Linked DNA regions of Homo sapiens: regions 2, 3 and 4 are each linked to region 1. A link is a contact called in ENCODE Hi-C or POLR2A ChIA-PET data. All regions are on one chromosome and are shown on one strand. Each heading gives the region's core, a stretch centred on a gene start or an enhancer-like site at or near the end of the contact. The rest is flanking DNA. Distances are from core to core; before and after follow the strand shown.

Region 1 (3,447 bases), core at 308-2,807:
AAACTGCTTTCCAAAATTTCTTATTTTTCTGTTCATCCTCAAACCAAACATCACACTTCAGGGGTCACTTCAGAGACAAACATTTCAAGAAATGACAGTAGTAGGAGCAATCTTCAAAATTCCCCCTTAAGGGGAAATATTTAATTTGTACAGCATCTAATTAAATACATATTAAATTTTTAGCACTTTTCTCTTGCCTCTATGCCCAAAGTATTTCAAGATCAGCTTAAAATTCTAAGTGGTGCCACTCTCTGACCATATTCCCATTCATTCAGTTTTCACTTTGCAAAGGGCTTTCTAAAACCTATTTTCATGCTGTGCCTATGCCAATGAACTTAAAGACAGGAAAACAGTCCTCTGGCTTATCTGCCACACCTGTAGGAGCAATAGTGACACCTACTTCCAAAACTACCATACAAACGAAGCTTCTCAAAGTGTCCAAAAGCACATACATTTAAACAAGACCAAGTTCTTTTAAGCATTAAGAAGTGGTTTATCAACACCTGTGAAAAGAAGGGGAAAAAATGGGAAAAAAAAAAGTGGATTAAAATGCCATGATTGAGGTTTGGGAGACAACTGTCCCTAAGACCAAAATAAAGAAACAAGTGGGAACAGCATGTCAAAATCTACTTCCCTAATAAAGAATTACTGCTTTAAAAACTCAGGCAACAAAAATACAAAAAACAAAAACAAAAGAACAAATAAAAACCTCAGGCAGAACAGCACAAACTTGAACATGGAACGAAGTCATCAAACAACTTGCAGTCGAATGCCTGTGCAGAATCCTTTCCTGCCTCAAAGCCTGTAATTCCAACAGTAGTGACAAAAGAACCCTAGAACTCCCCATCTCCAGTCGCGGATGCACACTCTCGAGAGGACCCGGCGGCCAGGCACGCACCCGGGCAGAGATGAGGCTGAGTCACGCACAGGAAGGAACGGGTAGCTGGTGGACAGCAAGTAAGAAGAGAGACAGGAGCAGGGTGGAAGTGAGGGGCGGAGTAGGAGGTGGGAGAGGCAGGAGGCAACTGCTCATTTGGGCTCACGAGGGGCGGGGATCGGCTCTTCTAGGGCAGAAACTGCCAAAATGCAAGTCTTGGCGACTGAGCTCCCTCCGGGATCGGGGGTCGCAACATGGCCACATATATGACAAAAACTGTGTTTCGAAGGACTCTCCACCACGCCCCGGCCCGTCCCTGAGGGCTGGGGCGACCATGGCTCGGGACACCAAGCCCTCAGGCTGCAGCCCGCCCCAGAGAGGCAGAAAGAAGAAAGGGGAAGAGGGGGCTGTGGCCCCGGAGACGGCCCGACCCACATCCCCAGGGATGGGGACAAGGGCCCTGAAAAGCAAGGCCCCACCACCCTCACCCTCCGGCCGTCTGCCGCAGCCCCAAGACGCCCTTAGCCGCTCAGCCGCGGCTTGGCGCTCCGATCCCCTCTGGTACTAGCCCCCAGGACCCCAACACTCTCAACCCATTCCTCCCCCTCACCAGCTGCCGCAGCCACCTCCAACGGCCGCCGCTTTTTGGGCCGACTCTCACCGCCGGGGCTTCCCTCTCTGACCTCATTTCCGGTCTGGGCCGGAGGGGTGGGGCGGTGGCGAGTGGGAGGGGCTGGCTGCACGATTGGGCCCCTGACCCAGTGCTTCCGCCCGTGGCCACACCCACTTCCGCCCCGCGGTGGGCGGAGCCACAGGAAGCCAGGAGATGGGGCAGGGGACAAGGAGGGGTGTTGAATAGGGTCTGGCCGGGAAAGGGCGTCTCAGGGGTTGAGGTGCCCCACGTGGGGAAAGACCCCTGCATGCTGGCCTCATCTTCCTTAGGGGCTTCCAGAAATTGGGCGCTAGGCAGGGATGTCAGCTTATCTCTTGCTTTCTGACCTTTTTAATGGGTCTGTGAAGTTGAGGGGAAATGGATCTTAATGACGTCTACCCTGTGAGCTGGTACAACCTTTGGAAGAGGTTGTTTTGCACTGAGTTACTCAGAACATTTCAAATTGCCTTGAGCAATAAAACAAGTGATATTGGATTATAACTCAAAGTACAAAAGAAATATTCATGAGCCCATGCCGATATAAGTGATTGAATAAATTAACGAATGAGGAAGAAGAGATAAATCCCCCACAGAAGAATCTCAAATAACTTATGTAGACAGCCATCCTGCAGCATAACTTCTGCCTCCTTAAATGTGGGCTGTGCATAGTGACTTCCTTCCCAAAAGTACAACATCTGTAAAGGGGAAAATGAGTGATTTTACAGGGGAGAAACCTGGCAAACAGTAATTCAGCCAGGTGATCAAGACTATGTGCTAAATCATGTTGATAGTATGTGGAATGATATATGATGAGAATGGCACTTTATGGTACTTTCCTTCCAAATCTCATAACCCAGTCTAATTATAAGAAAAAAAAATCAGACAAACCCGAATTGAGGGACATTCTGCAGAGTGCATGACCAGTATTCTTCAAAATTGTTAAGATCAGCAAAGGCAAGGGAAGTCTAAGAAACTCAGAGCCAAGAGGAGCCTAAGGAGGCATGACAATGTAATATGGTGTCCTGGGTGTGACGCTGCAATTGAAAAAAGAACATTAGGTAAAAACTAAGGAAATCTGGATAAAGTATCAACTTTAGTTAATCATAATGTATCGGGCCGGGTGAGGTGGCTCACGCCTGTAATCCCAGCACTTTGGGAGGCCGAGGCAGGCGGATCACCTGAGGTTGGGGGATTGAGACCATCCTGGCTAACAGGGTGAAAACCTGTCTCTGCTAAAAATACAAAAATTACATGGGCATGGTGGCACGTGCCTGTAATCCCAGCTACTCGGGAGGCTGAGGCAGGAGAATCACTTGCACCTGGGAGGCGGAGGTTGCAGTGAGCCAAGATCGCACCATTGCACTCCAGCCTGGTCTACAAGAGTGAAACTCCGTCTCAAAATAATAATAATAATAATAACGTATCAATATTGGTTGCAATTGTGAGATGTGTTATACTTCTGTAAGAGTGAATAGCCTGGTGTGGTGGCTCACACCTGTAATTCCAGCACTTTGGGAGGTTGAGGTGGGCGGATCACCTGAGGTCAGGATTTCGAGATCAGCCTGGCCAACATGGTGAAACCCCGTCTCTACTAAAAATACAAAAAATTAGCCAGGTGTGGTGGCACATGCCTGTAGTCCCAGTCCCTACTCAGGAGGCTAAGGCAAGAGCATCGCCTGAGCCCAGGAGGCGGAGGTTGCAGTGAGCAGAGATCGAGCCACTGCACTCCAGCCTGGGCGACAGAGTGAGACTCAGCCGTCACAAAAAAAAAAAAAAAAAGTGAATAATAGGAGAAAGTGTGAATTACACAGAAACTGTAACAATCTTCATAATTTTTATCTAAACCCAAAATTATCCTAAAATAAAAAAGTTTATTTAAAAATATGCACATACCTTGGACCCTGAAATTTTGCCCCAA
Region 2 (3,447 bases), core at 280-2,779, 890 kb before region 1:
CTTTGTTCATCCAGCTTAAAACTGTCACCAGAAGCCCTGGATAAAAATGCAGCCTCTGATTCACACACGGTCAGGAAACATGCCTTGTGCTCAGTACAGAAACATGTCCGTCAACCTGGGAAAGGAATCACCACCACGAAATATGCTTTTGGCTTGCCAAAGCTTAGCAGCTGTGAGAGCCAAAAACCCAGCTGCCTGGACTGTCTGGGGAAGTTGGCGGGAGGGAGGGGGGGTTGCTTTCTGAATCACCTGATTTCTGCCTCTAACTCTAGTTTAATTCCAAGTCGAAACCTATCTTGAAATGTCTCAAGAGCCTACTGCTCCTAAAAATTGTAGGTTTTAGCTAACCCTTCAGCTCTGTGCCTGCTGGCAAGGTGAAGCAGATGGCGTTTGTTGATTATTTATTTGGAAGGGGCTACTTTGGAATCAGGAAATTCCAGCGAGACAGAGTGCATCGCCTTGGCCAGAGCTGCCGTGACAATCACGAGCAGACACCCAGAGACAGTCAAGTTCAAAGAAATTGCAGCTAAGCCCCAGGAACTTGGGGCATTTTCAGTCTTTCTCGTCTCCTGGCCTCCATGTTCACCATGCACTTAGGAAGAAATGTTTCGTTCAGTTCAACATTCTGTGGTCTTCAAGTGTTTGAATACAAGGGCCCACATTCAAGGTCCCGCTTTGTCAAAAGGGCTTCACGAAGCTAACAGGCCTCTGACTTGTGTTTCATCCTGAAGCCCCTCATTATACAGACAGATCAAAACAGAAATCCCCCCTGCCTTAATGCCCAGCACATAAAGTCCTCTTTAATTAACATACACCATTTTTCAGTGAAACAGCCTCAAGGTGTTAAAAGTGCATAAAGGTCTGAAAGCTGAAGCCCAAGATAAACAGTGTGCCGAAATATATTTAGCAGAAAATATTGAAAGCCACAGGAAAAATAAGTTCCCTTCCTGGGATGTTAACGAATGTTTAGGTTCAGGAAACCTTCAGGAAGTAGCGAGCCGAGAAGGAATACTGCTCACCGTTTTTACCCCCAATGTAAATAAATCACTAAACCTCTTTGGTTTCCATAGGCCTGGGCTGGAGTGGAATATTTCATTTTTTCCCCATTAAACAGGCCACCCGGAGTGTTGGCATTACAGGCCTGAAAATATACCAAATCTGAATGTGCTATTTTGTTTCTGTACATTAAATCAGACTGTGTTTCAAACGGCAGTTCGTGCTAAATGGGGGGCTGATGATCCAGACTGTGCACCCTCACACACCTGAAATTGGCGCAGCGTAAATGATAGATCTGTTTCACCTTGGATCTCCCCGTGTCTTGTCTCCTACAGGAACACACCCTCTGTCGTTGTTGCCCAAGGTGATGTCATGTTCATTCTAAAGGCCGCGGTTCCAAGGGGACTACACCACAAGAAGATGCCTTCAGAAAGACCCAGATTTCCTGCGGTCTCAGGTAGGCGGCAGGGAGCAAGAGAACAAGGAAAGGACCCGCCACCACTCTCCCCAAGATGGATGCTGCATGATGTAAGTGGCTGGCTAAAATATCTGGCATCCTTGCAGTTTTAAGTTGCCAGCTAAATATTATTAAAAAGATAAAATACACGCAAACTGTGCAGAATGCAGGGCTGCTGTGTTTACATCCGGGTTTTGATGACTCAAAGACTTACACTTGAGCTTGCTGAAAAGCCTCTATTAAAAATACCGCTTTGTGAAAGCCCCCAGGGAGCAGGAAGAAAGCTGGGGGTGTGAAAGAGGAGAGCGGGAGGATGGTGACCCACCCAAGGACGGCGCTGACACCTGTGCTCCGGGCTGGCACTTAAGGCCAAGGAAGTGCTTAGAGGTTAACCTCCTCTCACCCTCGGAACCAGAGCGGGGAGGGTTAACCTTTTTCCAGAACATTTATTTCACCATCTCACTGACTAGAGGGAGGAGGGGCGGGAGGGGGAGAACGAGAGCCTGCCGCGCAGAGAGGCTGCGGATCACAAGGCCATTCTGATAGCCTCCTGTCCCCATGGCAACTGCAACGGCATTTATCAGTTCCTTCTGCGCACAGGCACAGCAAATCTGCATTGCACATGGCAGGCTTCCAGCATTTCAAATGAAAGAGCACTTTGAACGGCTGCCAAGTTTGGAAGGAGCAGAACTGTCAGGGCTGCTTAAAGCTGGCAGTTTATACTGGGGAGGTTTTCGCTTCCCACAATTCTCCGGGCCTGGCGAGCCGCCAAGTACTTAGCGGAAGCTAAAAAGTAACTCGCTCCCCTCCCTCCCCTCCCCTCCCCCTGCTCACGCTCCCCCTCCACACTATTCACCGCAGTGCTCTCAAAATTTTCCACATGTCCTGTGTCACCAGTGCAGACTGTACAATGAAAACCAGAACGCCGGCTGCCCACGACCAGGCTTTTATTAATAAATAACGGAGGGAGGAGGAGGAGGGGTTGGGATCAGACACTGACAGCTGGGGCACCGGGTCTCCGCGTACCTGCCAAAACCCCATAACCACTGGGTGTGAATGCGTGTGGTGTGTGTGCCTTTCAGCCTTAAAAATACATTAATAAAAATAAAAATAAAGGGAGCCTCAGAGCTGTAGACACCCTGAGTACCAGGGGAGGAGGGGTGGGTTTCGGTTGGATGGTTTGGCGCTTTATTTAGGGTGGGAATGGAGGTCTTGCAGGCAGCGTTGTTCAGATCCAGCCTTTCTAAGATCTGTAGGGAAGAGGGTTGTTATTGAGAGCTAAGCCTGTTTCTGGAGCTTTCCTTGAATCTCTCAGATGTCATGGTGAAAGCTGTGAGGCCACAGATGGGGAGGGAGTTCGGAGATGCTTTTCAATGCAAAGTTTACCAGATAACTTCTGACCGTCACGCACAGCCCAGAGCACAAGGGCTTCTATGGGCAGAAAGTGGAAATTGGCATAGTATTCACTGTACTTTTTTTTTTTTTTTAATGAAAATCTACACTGAGATCAAGGGCTTGGGCTTTATTTTCCAGCACAAATAGAATGAAAATTGTCTGCCGCTTAGGCGGTTGGATAGAGTTCAGGAAAACTATGTCTGGCATTAATTCCAAAGTGGAGGTTTTGGTTCAAACGAGGCCCATTAATTTCAGTAAACTGTTTTCACTAGTCCAGACCCTGCTGTGCAAGGACTATTTATTACCTTTTGCTAACCTGATGTCTGCAGAGTTGTAAAGCAAAGGGGGAAAAATCCAGGGTGAAGATATCTATATTTTGCATCAAATGGGTTTTGCACTTCCCTTGGGGGGCCGTGTTTTATGGGGAGTTTTCTATCCTTGGCTTTTATCAGTGCCAATTTTTTAAAAAAAAACTCCATCTTGCAATGAATTAGAAAAAAAAAAATCCTGAAGGAGAGGAGCCTGGTGAGAGCAAATACCCATCTCCTGCCTCTTTCAGAAGGGCACCTCCCAGACACAGGGATGTTTCGTGTCCCTGT
Region 3 (3,447 bases), core at 377-2,876, 610 kb before region 1:
ACCTTCTCTCCATCGGGGTGGATCTTGGCCACGTGTTTCCACATCCTTTCCCAGGTGGCCTCATCCACAGGTAGCCCACCCCGGTTGACAAAGAAGGGGACGCCTCCGTCTCGCAGGTCCTCTTCCCCTTCCTCTTCTGGCTCCTCATCTCTCTGGGCTGAGGTTCCTTCGCTGGTCTCCAAACGCCTGACCCCAGAGGGGGCGGTGGCCGCAGCGGACGTTGGAGTGGCACCGCTGCTGCCACCCCCAGCCACCTTCTTCCCCCCTGGCATCCCTAAATCTTCGAGGGGGGTGGTGGAGGCGGGAAAACAACTGGCTCACAAGAGGCCTCCCACACACCGGCTGCAGAGATAACACATGGCCAGAGTGCAAGGCGCCTTTAAGAAATCAGGGCGTGGCTCCTGTACAATAAAATACGACTTGATAAAAAAAATCAGTGCAATAAGGTGAATTAGGGTCCGAGGGGGTGGGTTGTCTGGGGTCAGCCTTGGAGGCCTTGTTCTGTTTGAAAAACGGAATAAAGAGAACACACCCCAACTTGGCAGCCGTCACAAAGCACCCCCATCTAACTGCGAGAACAATGACGGGCAGCAGTGAGGGCTGGCAGAGCGGAGAAAAGTCGGAGGGAAACTGAGGCCAGACAGCTCGGACCAGCGGCTGCAGAAAGGACAGAGTCAAGGCACGGGTGCCCACTGGGCGCCCTGGGTCTCAGTTTCGGAGGGAACAAAATCCCCTACACAACTCTCGCACGCTCACATCTGCGCGCGCCCCAAGGAAGACCGAGGCGACTCCCGGCCGCGCGAGCTCGGAACCAAGACCCCCGGGCGGGAGAGCGGCGCTGGGGGGCGATTTCTCCGACGCGACGAGACAAGTCCGGGAGCCAAGACTCGCAGCTGGCCGGGAGCGGGGAGGGGGCGCGCGCCGACGCGCACATTCCCCGCCTGCGGCCAACTCCCTGCACAAAGTGGGCTTTGTCTGGGTCCCCTGTCCCCTCGTCCCCAGAAACAGCGGCGGAGTCCCCAGAAAGGGAGCGGGCGCGGCGGGGAGGCGAAGGCTGCGAGCCCCGAGGCCCAGCGGGTCCCCACTCGGGCGCGTCTCAGCGGGAGGACGGCTGGCACCTGGCGCCGCGCTGCACCAGCCGAGCCATCGCAGGGCACGGGGCCCGCGGCTCAGCGGGACCGGCTCGGGCGGCGCGCAGGGGCCAGGCTGAGGTCACTGAGCGGCGGGCTGCGGCCGCGGGGTCGCTGCCTGGGACTGGCTGCAGCATGGGCGGTGGCGCGGCCCGGGCGGGCGGAGGATGCTCCGTGGCTGTTCGCTCGGGCTGCAGCTGCCCTGGCTGAGGGTGGAGGAAGGACCGCGGGGCGGGGACCGCAAGCCCGGAGGCTCGCGCAGCCTCGGCCGGCGGATGTAGCTGGAGGCGAGTGACGAAGCCGGGCGAGCGCGCGCTGCGCTGGTGCCTGGGGAGCAGCCCGCCAACGCGGAGCCCGCCAACGAGAAGCCCACCAGCCGATCGCTGCTCGGCGAAGCTGGGGCCGCCGCTGCTGCAGCCCCGCCGCCCCTGGGCCCCGCTGCCGCCGACCACGTCCCCTGCCAGCCAGCCGCCCACCAGGCTCGACTACGGCCCGCGCCGCGCATGCGCTCCGTCCCCCCCTTAAAGGGCCAGCGCCTTCGCGCCCAGTCCTCCGCCCCCCGCGGCGGTGCCTCTGTCCCAAGTTACCCCAAGGACGCCGGTGGGCATTCGCTCCCTCCTCACCCAGCTGTCAGGGCGCCGCGAAGCCGGTGCGAAGCTGCGGAGGACGTTTTCAACGTGCCAGAGGGAGCGCAAACTCCATGGAGATTCCTAGCGCAGAAGGAATTCCTGCGGTCGGGAATTTCTTGAAAAAGATTCTTCGCAGGGGCCCTGAGCCGGTAGGACCGAGAGCACTGGCCTGGAAGACTGGGATTCTAGACCGGATTCAGTGCCTGTGTTGCTTTGGGACGTTCAGCAGTTCCCTTCCCTCTGTAGGCCTCAGTTTCCCCATATCCCAGCCGAGGTGGTCACAGTGAGTGAGCGCAGAGTCCCTCCCAGCGCGCACAGTTCTTAGAGGAGGACATCTAGGGATTGAGACGGGGGGTCACTATCTCTGGAAACGAAAAGGGTTAAAAGTCACCCTGTTTTATTCGATTGCCTGCACTGGTGGGAATGGGGTGCGCAGAGCTCACCCCTAGACCATCTGCCTAGACCGGGCTTTGGACGCTCTGGACCCCGCGGACCAGGGTGGGACCGCGACGTGGGCGTGGGAGGCAATGCTTGGGGAGGGTCCGCTGGCCTAGAGGAAGGTGAAAGTACAACCAGCTGTGGTGCGTGGTTGGACACTGGACGCACCCTCCGCCTCCCTCATGCCATAGAGTTGTAAATGGTGGGAAAGGCACTATCTCTAGGCTGAAGCCAAGAACTTTAGGAAGAGACGGCCGAGTGTGTGCTTTAAGATGCTCCCCCTCTCCCCTGCCTGTAGTTAGCATGAATCACAGTCTTGTGGGAGAATGCAGATTCCTTGGCCTTAGCCGGCAGATTCAGATTCCTTAGTTGTGGGGTCGTTGCATTTCTTGACAAGCTGAGGTTACTACACAAGGGCTGGGTTAAAGGCCTTAGAGAGACCCCAGGGCCTCAGTGGTTTCACATCTGTTCTCTAAAGCTGTCCCTAGTATCTGAACTTTCTGGGTACCCTGTGCTCCCGTAGCAACCTCTTACTACCTCCAGGGTCAGAAACCAAGGGTTATCAGTGATGGGAAGGATTGCAAGACTCCAAGAAAGTTAGTTCAGCCTGGATCTTCTTAAACTCACTAAGGCAAGAAGACTCCAAGCGTAGAAAAATCACTAGGGATCAACAACTATCACCCTGTATTGTATAAACCAAGTCTCAGAGGGTAATTTCCCCAAACTCACACAGCTAGTAAGTGGCAGAGCTAGAATGTGAACAGAAGTCTTACTTCTTCAGACACTTGTTTTTCACTCTATACATTGCTTCTTGTGTTAGCCAAGTGGTGCTGGTTTTAAAATTGGCTTGCAAGCTCTTGACCATTCTTTTCAAAAGATGGGATCTAATTCCTTTCCCCCTGAATGTGGGATGTACTTGGTGACTGGTGTCTAATGAATAAAGTGTGATGAAAGTGAAGCTGTATGACTCTTAAGACCAGGCCATAAAAAGGAGACAGCTTCTTCTTGGTTCCTCAGAAGAAACCAGCTACCATGTTGTGAAGAAGCCCAAGCCACATGGTGAGGCCACATGAGGGTGTTCTCGCTGACAGCTGCTGCTGGGCTCTCAGCCAACAGCCAGAGTCAATCACCAGATCATGGCAAACCGAGACTTCAGGTCTTGCCAGCCCTCGGCCTTTAAGTCTTAGAGTTGAGGTCCCAGACATGGAGCAGAGAACAACCAGCCCTGCTGTGCCCTGTCTGACTTTCTG
Region 4 (3,447 bases), core at 520-3,019, 570 kb after region 1:
TAAATATTTGCTTCGAGTATTTGGAGACGGCATTCAGGTTCACAACCTGCCCAGCTTTCTGGATCATAACCACATTGAGATGCAAAGAATTTGAGCTTCTCCTTCCAATAAGAAAGAAAGAGAAAAAGATTAAGACATGAACTACCCTTTCTAGGCCATGGAAACTCAGAGTGAGATTTCTACTCCATCCTGCTGGACTTGGCTCTAAATCCCAGGCAAGGAGTTTGGCACAAAGCACTGCTCCCACTGTCCTGGCTTCAGCTGTGTGTAAAACAAGGTAAAAGCAGTGCCAAACACCACCAGGCATGGCTTTGCAATTCTATGCAGTAGAGGAGATACTGCACTCTAGGAAAGCTGGTTGGTCCAACTGAAAGCACTGCCAAGTTCTGATGACACCAGAATAGTCTGATGCCCAGGGGCTGCTGCCAGACAGAAGAGCATTCCTGAAATTACAGGTCTAAGTTGGTGGACTGACACAGGTTCGAGAACGACACAGCGAAGGTATAGTATGTTCTAGAAGCATGCTTTTGGCTGGGGCAAGAGCAACTGTGGATGAAAGAGCAGGTCCCCCTGCTTTTGTTTCCCGCCTCTCTTACAGCATCACAATCACTGCCTGTCACACCCAGTTACTGTCACCCAGAGTCACAAACACTGTTGGACAATCAGCAAATTATAGCCTACCACACCCAATAGTTAGGTGCAATCTAACACACGCCCCTGGGAACATTCACAAACTGTTCTACCTACCTGATTGCCAAAGACAGCCACGGAGCAGGCTGTTGAAACCTCATTAGCCCCGAACCAGACGGAAGCGATGCGGGAGGGCATGCCCAGGATGAAAACCTGGGCCACAGAGCAGATGAGCTGGCCCACCACGGTGACCGGAAAGAGATGCGGCTTCAGGCTGCCCAGCTTCACCCAGGCCCCCAGGCAGTTGAGAGCCGAGCCAGTGAGAGCAATGGTGCGCAGGCCGAACTTCTCCAGCAGCCAAGCCACTGGCAGGAGCAGAGGGATGTAAGTCAGCATGTAGCACATGGACAGCCAGTCAATGGCAAAGGCACTGACACCGTAGAAGTGCATGAAGATGTTATTGATGGAGCCGTACTGGATCCACTGAAAGGAGTTGCACATGGAGTAGCAGCTAAACACCAGGACCACGGCCCAACGGCGCCTGCTCACCTTGATCACGCTGAGGTCCTCAGGGCCCGAGCTACTGGGGTGAGCCAAGCCACTGGGTTGGGCTAAGGCACTGGGGTGGGCCGAACTGCTGGGGTGGACAGAGACGCTGGGGTTGATGGAGACGCTGGGATGGACCGAGACGCTGGGATGGACCGAGACGCTGGGGTCCGCTTGGAGTGCGGACTCCGGCACAGGGGTGTCATCGCTCTCTTCCTGGTTGGGACCTTCATTCACCATCGCCACAGTCTCCTCTGGAATCCTGGAGAAGTGGTGAGGACTCCGGCAGTCTTAAGGGACAGTGGCCTCTGCTGGTCTCTTAGAGTTGAAAGGACACTTGCCTATTCCAGAAGAAACAGAGACTAGAGGCTGCGTAAAAGCCTCAAGTGGGGCTTCCTGTGCTCACCTCCAAGCTCCTGCTCCCACTTTTGCTTGGGGCTCTCTGTTGCCACCCGCGGCGATCGCTGTCCCAAGGCCGGCCGCACACGCCGCAGCCGGCTCCGGACCGCTCCTGCCTTGGGTCTCCCCACGAGGCGTTCCTTGTGCAGGAAAAGTTCTCTCCTTGCGCAGCCACTTCGCCCGCAGAGTCCTCTCCCGGGCCAGCTTGGGGCCTCGCCCAGTCGGGCACACGTGACCGCCCCGCCCCCGTCCTGCCTGGCTTCTTCCGCCCCCAACCCCCCCGCCACCACTCCACCCCCGACCCAGTGTCTCTTGCCTTCTCGAGCCCGGTCCTCCGGGCAGAGCAGTTGTTTCGCCACAGCTTGCGGGATGCATTCCTCCCCCACGCCCCGGGCGCCATGGAAACCGCCCGGTTAACCCCCACCCTTTGCACTGCCCCTCATATTCATTTGCCACCCGCTATCAGCGGACCCTGCAAGAAGATCCGCCTTCCCGAAGTAATGCCCAAAATAGAGCCTCTCCGGTGCCTGTCCGCATGCCCTGCGCGCGTGCACCAAAGCCCGGCGCCACCTAAGTGTTCTGGGGAATTCAAGAGGGATTCCCCAACTTTCTCCCCCTTGGCTTAGGCTCCCAGCCCTTTGCTGAACTAAAGAGAGATTTGTAGATTTCCCGGGCTGGTTGCGCTCCTGGGTTAAAGGGGAGTTACAGAAAACTCGCTTTACTCGCTTCTTTCCCTGCGGACGTGGTTTTGTCTTGGGGAGGTTAGATTTGAACCTGTTATGTGGGGCTATTTTTCCTGATGGATTCTGGGCGAAGACCCTAGGGTGCGGGGGAGGGAAAGGAGAGTTTGAAGAAGCCGAAGAAGCTGTCCGCGGTTGTGTGATGGAACGCTTAGCACAGAGCTGGCTCCGGGCTTGGTCTTGGAAGCGGTCTTTGAACTCAAGCAGCCCTAGTCTGCCACCTGCCGGTCCTAGCCCATTTCAAAGGGCAAACCCTCGACTCGTTGCACTGACCTCTGTCCTTGGCGAGGGATCCTGGTAAGGAGCCCAAATTCTCCCTGAGTTCAAACACCAGCTTAGCTACAATGAGGTGCCACTGTAGACCAAGGAACTCCACCTCTCTGCGCTTCAGTTTCTTCATCTGTAAAATGGAAATGATGAAATAATAGTACCTACCTCACCGTGTTGTTCTGAGACTTGAATGAATTAATACACGAATGCACTTAGAAAATTCCTGCCACATAGTAAGCATTCCGCGAATGCTGGCTATCCTAGCAAAAAGCTAACATTTGTTGTACAGTGCTAAACAAATTGAATGCATTAGCTCATTTATGCATCACAAGAATTCTGTGATAAAGTTACTATTGCTGGCCTAAATTTTATAGACAAGAAAACCCAGACTCAGAGAAGTGAAGTAACTTCTTTCTGAAGGTCCCAGCTGGCAAGAAGAGCCATAATTCTCGTTCAAGTCTGTAATCATTCAAGCTGTAGCCTAGCTATTCAAGCACAGTCTGTGGTTAGCAGCGTGGGCACCTGTGGGAGCTTTTTAGAAGGCCAGAATCCCCTCCAGTGTTAAGGCCTTAAAAAACAAAACGGCAACCACAAAACAACCAAGAAGGTTGTCAGGCCCAACCTAGACCCACTGAATTGAAAGCTGCATTTTAACAAGATGCCCAGGAGATTCATTTGTTTACACATTAAATTTTGAGAGCTACTGGGCATCACTGCTTCTTTATTTTTTTTTTCTTTGTTAAACTTCAGACCAGAAAATGAATAACTTGAAGCTCTGGGAAGTGGCTCTCCATTTTGTCTGCACATTAGAATCATATGAAGAAACTCTTAATATCCCAAGTGTTCGGGCAACACCCCATTT

The links. A loop is a pair of places that touch in the nucleus more often than their neighbours do. ChIA-PET counts read pairs that join two places held with the same protein, here RNA polymerase II (POLR2A). Pooled maps may share reads with other maps.
Region 2: a loop to region 1 is called in a pooled map, with 10 times the contacts of the local background. The contact joins the promoter of LINC02288 here to the promoter of GPATCH2L in region 1. A Hi-C loop is called at or near these places in 1 of 37 single-sample maps with no recorded cell type and 6 of 50 pooled maps. POLR2A ChIA-PET finds 5 or more read pairs at or near these places in 1 of 52 experiments (MCF 10A).
Region 3: a loop to region 1 is called in a map of naive thymus-derived CD4-positive, alpha-beta T cell, with 4 times the contacts of the local background. The contact joins the promoter of VASH1 here to the promoter of GPATCH2L in region 1. A Hi-C loop is called at or near these places in 1 of 168 maps with a recorded cell type or tissue (naive thymus-derived CD4-positive, alpha-beta T cell) and 12 of 50 pooled maps.
Region 4: a loop to region 1 is called in a map of PC-9, with 9 times the contacts of the local background. The contact joins the promoter of FLVCR2 here to the promoter of GPATCH2L in region 1. A Hi-C loop is called at or near these places in 2 of 168 maps with a recorded cell type or tissue (PC-9 and naive thymus-derived CD4-positive, alpha-beta T cell) and 11 of 50 pooled maps.

The regions. Positions count from the first base shown.
Region 1 is chr14:76,150,032-76,153,478 of GRCh38, reverse strand. GPATCH2L (G-patch domain containing 2 like) reads right to left here and starts at 1,557. Exons shown (of 10, transcript NM_017926.4): 1 at 1,488-1,557.
Region 2 is chr14:77,039,131-77,042,577 of GRCh38, reverse strand. LINC02288 (long intergenic non-protein coding RNA 2288) reads right to left here and starts at 1,529. Exons shown (of 4, transcript NR_110554.1): 1 at 1,301-1,529. RefSeq lists enhancers at 1,827-1,916, 1-2,050, 1,326-2,057 and a silencer at 2,167-2,356.
Region 3 is chr14:76,759,647-76,763,093 of GRCh38, reverse strand. It overlaps VASH1 (vasohibin 1), which reads right to left and starts at 1,626. Exons shown (of 7, transcript NM_014909.5): 1 at 1-1,626. The coding sequence starts at 272. RefSeq lists silencers at 1,100-1,369, 1,470-1,659.
Region 4 is chr14:75,576,942-75,580,388 of GRCh38, reverse strand. It overlaps FLVCR2 (FLVCR choline and putative heme transporter 2), which reads right to left and starts at 1,769. Exons shown (of 10, transcript NM_017791.3): 1 at 748-1,769. The coding sequence starts at 1,416. It overlaps FLVCR2-AS1 (FLVCR2 antisense RNA 1), which reads left to right and starts at 801. Exons shown (of 3, transcript NR_110552.1): 1 at 801-2,612. RefSeq lists a silencer at 1,824-1,893 and an enhancer at 2,604-2,663.